Regions from separate parts of the Homo sapiens genome. Here all the other regions are linked to region 2. A link is a contact called in ENCODE Hi-C or POLR2A ChIA-PET data. All regions are on one chromosome and are shown on one strand. The core of a region is the stretch at or near the end of the contact, and the rest is flanking DNA. Distances in the headings are between cores, read along the strand shown. Region 1 has its middle 28 kb from the start of G6PC1. Region 2 overlaps EZH1 (enhancer of zeste 1 polycomb repressive complex 2 subunit). Region 3 overlaps ATP6V0A1 (ATPase H+ transporting V0 subunit a1).

Evidence for each region. A loop is a pair of places that touch in the nucleus more often than their neighbours do. ChIA-PET counts read pairs that join two places held with the same protein, here RNA polymerase II (POLR2A). Pooled maps may share reads with other maps.
Region 1: a loop to region 2 is called in a pooled map, with 2.5 times the contacts of the local background. The contact joins two enhancer-like sites. A Hi-C loop is called at or near these places in 4 of 168 maps with a recorded cell type or tissue (esophagus muscularis mucosa, heart left ventricle, heart right ventricle and 1 more), 2 of 37 single-sample maps with no recorded cell type and 5 of 50 pooled maps. POLR2A ChIA-PET finds 5 or more read pairs at or near these places in 3 of 52 experiments (AG04450, Caco-2 and naive thymus-derived CD4-positive, alpha-beta T cell).
Region 3: a loop to region 2 is called in a map of psoas muscle, with 2.2 times the contacts of the local background. The contact joins two enhancer-like sites. A Hi-C loop is called at or near these places in 1 of 168 maps with a recorded cell type or tissue (psoas muscle) and 1 of 50 pooled maps. POLR2A ChIA-PET finds 5 or more read pairs at or near these places in 1 of 52 experiments (WTC11).

The regions. Positions count from the first base shown.
Region 1 is chr17:42,927,683-42,930,603 of GRCh38, reverse strand. No RefSeq gene overlaps it. Among named protein-coding and RNA genes, the nearest start is that of G6PC1, 28 kb to the right of the region's middle. RefSeq lists enhancers at 1,540-1,689, 1,579-2,155. Within about 2 kb of position 1,308, at least 19 of the 41 ENCODE cell types and tissues checked have a DNase peak (open chromatin) inside an H3K27ac peak, as active enhancers do.
Region 2 is chr17:42,703,218-42,706,145 of GRCh38, reverse strand. It overlaps EZH1 (enhancer of zeste 1 polycomb repressive complex 2 subunit), which reads left to right. Exons shown (of 21, transcript NM_001991.5): 16 at 1-139; 17 at 963-1,058; 18 at 1,463-1,544; 19 at 2,326-2,406. Among named protein-coding and RNA genes, the nearest start is that of MIR6780A, 3.5 kb to the left of the region's middle. RefSeq lists an enhancer at 656-1,296. Within about 2 kb of position 1,250, at least 2 of the 41 ENCODE cell types and tissues checked have a DNase peak (open chromatin) inside an H3K27ac peak, as active enhancers do.
Region 3 is chr17:42,508,038-42,511,309 of GRCh38, reverse strand. ATP6V0A1 (ATPase H+ transporting V0 subunit a1) reads right to left here. Exons shown (of 22, transcript NM_001130021.3): 19 at 2,721-2,738. Among named protein-coding and RNA genes, the nearest start is that of MIR5010, 4.5 kb to the left of the region's middle. Within about 2 kb of position 1,714, at least 2 of the 41 ENCODE cell types and tissues checked have a DNase peak (open chromatin) inside an H3K27ac peak, as active enhancers do.

The DNA of each region.
Region 1 (2,921 bases), core at 59-2,558, 220 kb before region 2:
GGCCTGAAAATATTTTATATTGAATAAAAAATTACAACATAGAGTTCAATTGGAAACATTATTGTGAACCCATAAGCTTTAAGAGAAATATAATTTCCTGGCTCTGACCCTAAAATACAGTTCATTAACAGCATTTCTTTTTCTTTTTCTTTTTTCTTTTTTTGAAATGGAGTCTCGCTCTGTTGCCAGGCTGGACTGTAGTGGCTCAATCTTGGCTCACTGAACCTCTGCCTCCCAGGTTCAAGTGATTCTCCTCCCTCAGCCTCCTGAGTAGCTGGGATTATAGGCATCTGCCTAATTTTTGTATTTTTAGTAGAGATGGGGTTTCACCATAATGGCCAAGCTGGTCTTGAGCTCCTGACCTCATGATCCACCTGCCTCAGCCTCCCAAAGTACTGGGATTACAGGCGTGAGCCACCATGCCCTGGCCACAGCATTTCTTTTCCTTCTTCTTTTTTTTTTTTTCCTTTTTGAGATGAAGTCTCTCTCTGTTGCCCAGGCTGGAGTGCAGTGGCATGATCTCAGCTCACTGCAACCTCCGCCTCCTGGGTTCAAGCAATTCTCCTGGCTCAGCCTCCTGAGTAGCTGGGATTACAGGCACACACCACCACGCCCAGCTAATTTTTTGTATTTTTAGTAGATATGGGGTTTCCCCATGTTGGCCAGGCTGGTCTCGAACTCCTGACCTCAGGTGATCCTCCTGCCTCAGCCTTCCAAAGTGTTGGGATTACAGGCTAGGCCACTGCACCTAGCCCATTAACAGCATTTCTTCTGCTAACCTCCCACTCTCGTGCACCCATCAAAAGGAAATGAGACTTCTTAGTGGGTGGCTGATTCTGTGTCTTGGAACAAGGAAAATTTGGAATGGGCCTAGAACACAAGGATTTTAGGCCAGCAATGGTAGAAGGATAAGGAAGCCACTGTCCAAATTGCAACAATTTGACATCAAAAAAGGAACATAGTAATTATGTTTATTTATAATTGACAATTATGATTAAAATAAGTTCAGTGTGTGAAAGACCTCAAAATAAAAAAAAGTTGATATATGATTTTCTGATATATGACATATGATTTTTCTCTGCTTTTATGATATTTGAAGCATCATAAAGGGGACGCGGAGCTGGAGTGTCACAGGGGCTGAGGCAATGTAATTGGTTAAGCCACCAGTAGGGTGTGTGATCACCAACAAAAAGAAAAAGTCCTACACTGAAAGCCCATGGGGTTGAAGCAGGATTTGGTTCACGCTAGAACTTCTGAGAGTCAGTGTGTATCTTGATAAACAGCAACAGAGCTTAGTCATGAGTTCCCTGTAACTGGCTGCTCAGAGAGTTTGCTCCCCACCTCCTGGGGAGAACTTACCTGGGAAGAGGCCAATGTTTCTATCTAAGCCTGTCCCGTCCTCTGAGTTTCCAACCTTCTAATTTCACGTTGGGAGTGCCTCCGAACATGTTTTTGCTGAGTCATTTGTGGAGCTCTAGAATTGTTGAACCTATCATTTGTTTTCCAAGTTAGGGGCAAACAGTAATATATTGCTCATTTATTATTCAACCAAGATATCTGGAGTCCTCCTCATGTGTTAGGCCAGGGCTAGGCACAGGGTTTAAGTGCAAGAGTGAGCAAAGCAGGCATGGAGCTGCACTCATGGGGCCTAGTCTAGTGGGGAAGACGGACATGATCCAAATAATCACAAAGTGACGTTTGGTAGAGAGCAAAGTAAAAGGGGTGCTTTGGCAGGCCCAGAAGAGGAACTTGATCATGACTCATGGTGGGTGGGCAGGGAGGCTTCCTTGAGAAAGTGATACCAATGTGGAGGACTGAATTATGTGAAGAGGCAGAAGAGTGTTCTAAGAAGGGGGGTGTGTAAAAGCCCAAGCTCGGAGGAGGGCTGGAGTGTGTTGCATTGGAGGAACCAAGATGACATTGGCTGTGCTTTGTGGAATGAGGTGAAGGAGACCAGGTGAGGTGCGGTAGACAAGGTCCAGCTGAGGTAAGCTTTCAGAGGCCATATAAAGATTTTTTTTTTTTTGGTAAGAGCATTATTGAGATATAATTCACACACCACAAAATTCACACATTTAAAATGCACAATTTGGTAGCCAGTTGAGGTAGCTCATGCCTGTAATCCCAGCACTTTGGGAAGCAGAGACAGGTGGATCACTTGAGGCCAGGAGTTCAAGACCAGCCTGGCCAACATACTGAAACCCCGTCTCTACTAAAAATACAATTAGTTGGGTATGGTGGCACATGCCTGTAATCCCAGCTACTTGGGAGGCTGAGGCAGGAGAATCACTTGAATCCAGGAGGTGGAGGTTGCAGTGAGCTGAGATTGCGCCACTGCACTCCAGTCTGGGGCAACAGAGAGAGACTCCATCTCAAAAAGAAAAAAAAAAGAAAAGAAAAGAAAAGAAATGCTGTGGCTGGGGTGCGGTGGCTCACACCTGTAATCCCAGCACTTTGGGAGGCCAAGGTGGGTGGATCACTTGAAGTCAGGAGTTTGAGACCAGCCTGGCCAACATTGTGAAACGCCATCTCTACTAAAAATATAAAAATTAGCCTGGTGTGGTGGTGGGTGCCTGTAATCCCAGCTACTCGGGAGGCTGAGGCAGGAGAATTGATTGAACCTGGGAGGCGGAAGTTGCAGTGACCTGAGATCACACCATTGCACTCCAGCCTGGGGGATGAGAGCAAAACTCTGTCTCAAAAAAATAAAATAAAATAAATAAATAATGTACAATTCAGCCGGGCATGGTGGCTCATGCCTATAATCCCAGCACTTTGGGAAGCCAAGGTGGGAGGATTGCTTGAGGCCAGGAGTTTGAGATCAGCCTGAGCAACACAGTGCAACTTCATCTCTATGAAAAATTAAAAAGTTACCCAGGCATTGTGGTATCTACCTGTATTCCCAACTACTCTGGAGGCTA
Region 2 (2,928 bases), core at 1-2,500:
CAATACCAAGCAATGTCCTTGCTATCTGGCAGTGCGAGAATGTGACCCTGACCTGTGTCTCACCTGTGGGGCCTCAGAGCACTGGGACTGCAAGGTGGTTTCCTGTAAAAACTGCAGCATCCAGCGTGGACTTAAGAAGGTGAGGCCTTTCCTCAGGACCCCACACCACATAAAATGGAGGGGGAAGGAAGGAACGGTCCCAAGCATTCTCTTTCCACTGGTTCTTTTGAGGCTTTATATGTGAAAGTGCTTGATAAATCCTAAAAGACACATATTTACTGAATTAATAAAGGCTTCAGTCCCAGTAGGGCTTAGAAAAATGGTTCCTGGCCAGGTGTGGTGGCTCATGCCTGTAATCCCAGCAGTTTGGGAGGCCGAGGCCAGCGGATCATGAGGTCAAGAGTTCGAGACCAGCCTGGGCAACATGGTGAAACCCTGTCTCTACTAAAAATATAAAAATTAGCCAGGCATGGTGGTGCATGCCTGTAATCCCAGCTACTCAGAAGGCTGAGGTAGGAGAATCGCTTGAACCTGGGAGGTGGAGGTTGCAGCAAGCCGAGATCGCACCACTGCACTCCAGCCTGGGACAGAGTGAGATTCCATCTCCAAAAAGAGAAAGAAAAGTGGTTCCTTGAACTGGCCAGACAAAAAGGAGCTGCGAGGTGTATGCACCTTTGGTGATGTCTATGTTTACCTCACACATTGCAGTGAATTCCTATAGACTAAGGCCCAGGAGGGCTCCATGGATAAAGGAAGAGATATCCTATTTCCGTTCGTCACCACCTCCCATTTTCTTTTCTCTCCCAAGCAGAAAAGAATGGGTTAGACCTTTTTCTGCTTTCAGATCCTCTTAACAGTTGCTGGTTCTTTCCACCCCACCCCCACCACACATGTGCACATCCAGCACACACCCCCTACTCATGCACACCCTGTAGTCTGAGACTTGGCCCCCTCTTCCCCAGCACCTGCTGCTGGCCCCCTCTGATGTGGCCGGATGGGGCACCTTCATAAAGGAGTCTGTGCAGAAGAACGAATTCATTTCTGAATACTGTGGTGAGGTGAGTGCTATAGTTTTGGCCCACATTCTTACTCGGGGGAGACTGATGAGAAACTCTGATTTTCTGTGGGCCAGGCTTCTTTGAATTAATCTCTAAATAACTCAGCTGTGTTCTCACGTGGCCTCTTGGGGAGATCCCACAGAACCGTTTGCAGTACTGAAACCACTGTTCAACTCTTTGGCAACTCCAGACACAAGAGATGAGGGGGGCTCTTTTCAGCCTTAAAACTGGTTGGCCTGGGTGGGAATTGGAACAGCATAACTTGAACTTGCTCTCTTGTGATTCTCATCATGATGCTCAGTAAGCACCCATGTGAGATACCACCCAGCCCTTTCTGGGGGCAGGGTACCATGCCCTGAGCAGGCAGCCTGATACTCCTATTTGTTATTTGTCTATCTCTCTAGCTCATCTCTCAGGATGAGGCTGATCGACGCGGAAAGGTCTATGACAAATACATGTCCAGCTTCCTCTTCAACCTCAATAATGGTATGAAGTCACTTTGTCTCATCCCAAGGTGGTCTTTTTTTTTTTTCTTTTTTTGAGACGGAGTCTTGCTCTGTTGCCCAGGCTAGGGTGCAATGGTGCGATCTTGGCTCACTGTAGCCTCTACCCTCTGCCTCCCGGGTTCAAGTGATTCTCCTGCCTCAGCCTCCCGAGTAGCTGGGACTACAAGCACCTGCCACCATGCCCGGCTAATATTTTTGTATTTTTAGTAGAGACTGGGTTTCACCATGTTGGCCAGGCTGGTATCGAACTCCTGGCCTCAAGTGATCCACCCGCCTCGGCCTCCCAAAGTGCTAGGATTACAGGAGTAAGCCACCGCACTTGGCCCCAAGGTGATCTTTCTACCAGATTGCCCTTGCTGTAGTCCAAGTTTAGATCAGCTCCGAATCTTCCAGCAGATGCATAGAGCAAGGGGGCAGGATCACACTTGGGGATCCCACAGGCCACAGTGCCCTTGCTTTGGAAGAACCTCCATTTCTGGGTTCTGTTTGTAATAGGAGTGCTGAGCGTCTTTACCTGAGAAATCTCCCTGCCCAGTAGATGAGAAGATCCATAATTCAAAGAGGGACCCAAAGGGAGTGCTCCCACACAAGGCTGAATTCTGAGGCTGCATGCTTTCCTCTGCTCCTGTTAGCACACTGGGCTTCAACATTCCCATCAGACTAAAGTGTTTCTGTTACCATTTAACTGATTTTAAATTCAAGCTGAGAAGCTGTGGAATTGCCTGCTGTGCTTATGGTTTTCCTTGATTTACTTTATACAGATTTTGTAGTGGATGCTACTCGGAAAGGAAACAAAATTCGATTTGCAAATCATTCAGTGAATCCCAACTGTTATGCCAAAGGTGAGTCCCAGTAACCTGGGAGGTGGGGTGGGGGATGGATGCCTCTTTACTGTGATTTCCATTCGTTGTTGAACATTTTCCTTAGCTGAGCTATTTTTTGTCCAAAGATAATCATGATTAATATCTGGTATCATTTTAGGCCCCTCTCAATCTTAGTTTTCTAATCTGCTTTTTTCAGCGAATACATTATAAACACTTTCCCACAAACATGATTTAACCAGCCTGAGCAACATAGTGAGACCCATCTCACAAAATAATAATAGGCTGGGTGTGGTGGCTTACGCCTGTAATCCCAGCACTTTGGGAGGCTGAGGCAGGTGGATCACTTGAGGCCAGGAGTTCAAGACCAGCCTAGCAAACATGGTGAAACCCCATCTCTACTAAAAATACAAAAATCAGCTGGGGGGCGTGGTGGTGTGCACCTGTAGTCCCAGCTACTCAGGTGGCTGAGGCACAAGAATCGCTTGAACCCTGGAGGCAGAGGTTGCAATGAGCCAAGATCATGCCACTGCACTCCAGCCT
Region 3 (3,272 bases), core at 465-2,964, 200 kb after region 2:
GCCCGCCTCAGCCTCCCAAAGTGCTGGGATTACAGGCGTGAGCCACCACGCCCAGCCAAGGTTCTTCCTTAAATGCCGATGCTCTCTGAAGTTTCAGCTTCAGCCCTTGCATCTTTCTGGTGGGATTGCTACTCAGGGCTTCAAGGGTCGCCCCTAGGAGTGACTCCAAGGTGGATCTCTCCATCTCTGCCTTGCCTATTTCCAGCCAGCTGTACTCCTTCTCCTGGGGAACGACAGGCTCTCCATGCTCAACACAGTAACTGCTCTCCTCTGACCACACCGAGATCAACTTCTATTCCATCTCCCATGTCCAGCAGACTGGAGAGTCTGGGAGTCAATCTCGAATCTTCTCTTACTCCTTACCTTTATTAAGGCACTGGGACCTATAGCTTTCACTTCTTTAATATCTCATATTGGTTCCTTCCTTTCCAACTTATCCTACAGACACTTCACTTCAGGCTCGCCATTCTGTCCTGAATCACATCAGATGATGTCGAGTCTATGCCTCCTGACCTTGTCCCTCCCCAACCCAATATACCCTACAACACAGCCACTGGGGGTATTTCAATGCGCCATGGCTGTGTCACCATCAGCTTCACCGCTCTCTCTTGGATGGCTCCTTGTTGTCCAAATGAGGCAAAAACTACTATGGCTGGTTTCTGCCAACCTCTAGTCTCACCTGTCCCCAGTTCCCCACTCCTGCCTCTGCTCCAGCCAAGCTGAATACTTGCTAGTCCCCAACACGTGATGGACCTACAGGTGTTTTGCCCCTGTGAAGCTGCATATGCTGGTGGGTCTGCACCACTCCCTCTACAGGGCCTCCTGCTTGACCAGAGTAAGACAACTTCCTTAGGGAGTCTTCCAGGGTCTCCTCTTCCACTCTCACCCCAGTGTTCATCAGTTGCCCTCTTTCTGTGCTCCTATAGCATCCGGGGCACACTTCTATTACAGCACCTGTCATCCAGACTATCTCCCCACTTTGGGAGGTCTTTGAAGGCAAGCACTATATTCTTCTTGTTTCTGCAGCACTATACATAGTGCTGGACAACACGGAGGGTGAGTGAATGCATGGATGGATGGGATGAATGCACCTGGTGAGGAGACAGTGGGGAGAGGTGCCACTGACCCTTGCTGAGTGGTCACGGCCTTTGAAGATTTCCCAGACAACCACTGGCCTGGCTCTGGTGTGTAGCTGGACTGAGTTCCCGCTAGGAAGAGGTACTAATGCTTCCACTGGGCTGGAGCAAGGGCCTGCATGGGACAAATACATTTTCACAGCCAAGCAAAATGGGGAAGTTCTAGAAGTAGGCTGAATGTTTTTTTAGGAACCTGTTTGGTTTGAAATCATTAGATAAATGTCATGGGTATCTAAATTTGGCTACAGAGAACCAGACTGTATATGTGCCTGATAAAGATAAAATGTTTAGACTACTTGGGTAGCCAAGGGTAGCTGAATCCCTGAGTGAGCTGGGTGGCCAGAGACTGGGGAGGCTGAATTAGAGTCTATCTTGTTGGATGTCCAACCTCCTGGGACATGGCTACAAACGAGAACGCTGGTACACAATAGTTGGTCAGACCATTCTGACAATGTGGGTGCTCGGCTAGGAAAACATTTAAAAGGCAGTGTTGTTGGAGGTAGTGAGCCAGGGAAAGGGTTGGGCTCCTCATTAACATGGAGCACGCCCCACCCATCCCTGCCAGGTAGCTCAGCCAGGGACTGCATAGATGAGCAGTCCAGGAACACAGACACTCTTTGATGCCAGCAAAGGAGCCTCTCTAGGCTTCAGGAAGAGCAGGCCCTACCTGTGTTTACACAGAACAGCAAAGGCTTTCCCATTCCCATCCCACTGCCCTCCTAGAGAGGACCGAGAGTCAGGAAGGGAAGGGTATGGTTTGTGGGTCTAGGCATTTTAGAGAGAAGTGCTGGGGGAAGATGCAAACAGTGCAGCAAGGTGTTTTAAAAACCCAGTTTAAAGAGTGTATGTTGCTAAGTGAATTACTGCTGAGCCAGAGGGCCTTCTACTCGAGATGTGGCCTGAACAGTTAGCCAATTTGCTTTCCAGTCTCCGTTATTCTCTATGTGGCTGATATAATATGAACTCCTTTCACACAGATGGATTATTTCCTTTGGGATGCATCTGGAAGGCAAAGCCTCCTTTTGAAAGCTGTCTCCCTCTCACCTGGGTCACATGGAGGTAGAGCTGACCCCGAGAAGGGTCCACCACTTCTAAGTTGAAGCATCATCAAGCTGAGGAGGGCAGCAGGAAGAGGCTGGCTCAGACAGGGAGGAAGGGTAAGGTTTGCTCACAAGCACTAGGAGGAGCAGGGAGGAAACGGCTACTCCCGGTGGCTGGGAGTAGATCAACCACAACATCACAGGAGAGGAAGGCAGAGGCCAATGGGACTTAACCCCCAAGAGGAGTCACTTCAAGAATGCCAGTGAAGACATTACTTGTAGCTCCTTTCAAAGCCATTCTCAGAGGTGTTAAATCAGCAAAGTCAATGAAACAAAGACAGAGGTGACCGACATGAGATGCAGTTAATGGAGATGAGCTTTTTAGAACACAGGCTCACGAACTGGTTTGAAATGGCCAGTGAGATGCAGAGGCACAGGAGTCATGTGTATGGCCCCAGGGTGTGGCAGGGTCAGCAGAGTGATCACAAGGATGGGAAGAGAGAAGCCCGGATAAACACGAAGGCAACGCCAGCTTTCATCTTACCACTTCGTCCTCGGAAGGCTTGAAAACACAAATTTACACTTAGTGGGGAGCCACGCCACACACAAGGTCACAAGTTAGGAGCACAAGGCTACTGAATGCTTCTTGGGGAGGACTGTTCATGTTAAATGGGCTAGCACGTTGGAGGCAGGCCTCCTCAGCATATACACAAAGCGAAATCAGCAGGAATTTAGAGCATTAAGATACATATTTTTTAAAGGCATCCACAACCCTTGTGATTTCTTTTTTAAAAAATCATATATAGTGAAAGTGGTCAGACAGACTGAAAAGTCCAACTTGAGTCCTCAACTCCTATTTTATTTGCTTTAAAAAGAACATAATGAGTAGATGAGATTTAATAGTTCAGTTCAGAGGCTTTGTGCTACAAGGGGTCAGGCAAGGAGAGTGGGCTTGGAGGTGGTATCTTAAGGAAAAGTCTAGTTTGGCCTAATTCTCTCTCTCCCTGTAAAAAGTAGGCAAATGACACCAAAAAAGCTCAAACAAAATATCTGCAGCAAGAACACATCAGTGGTGTAGGACTTCAAAAGTACCAGT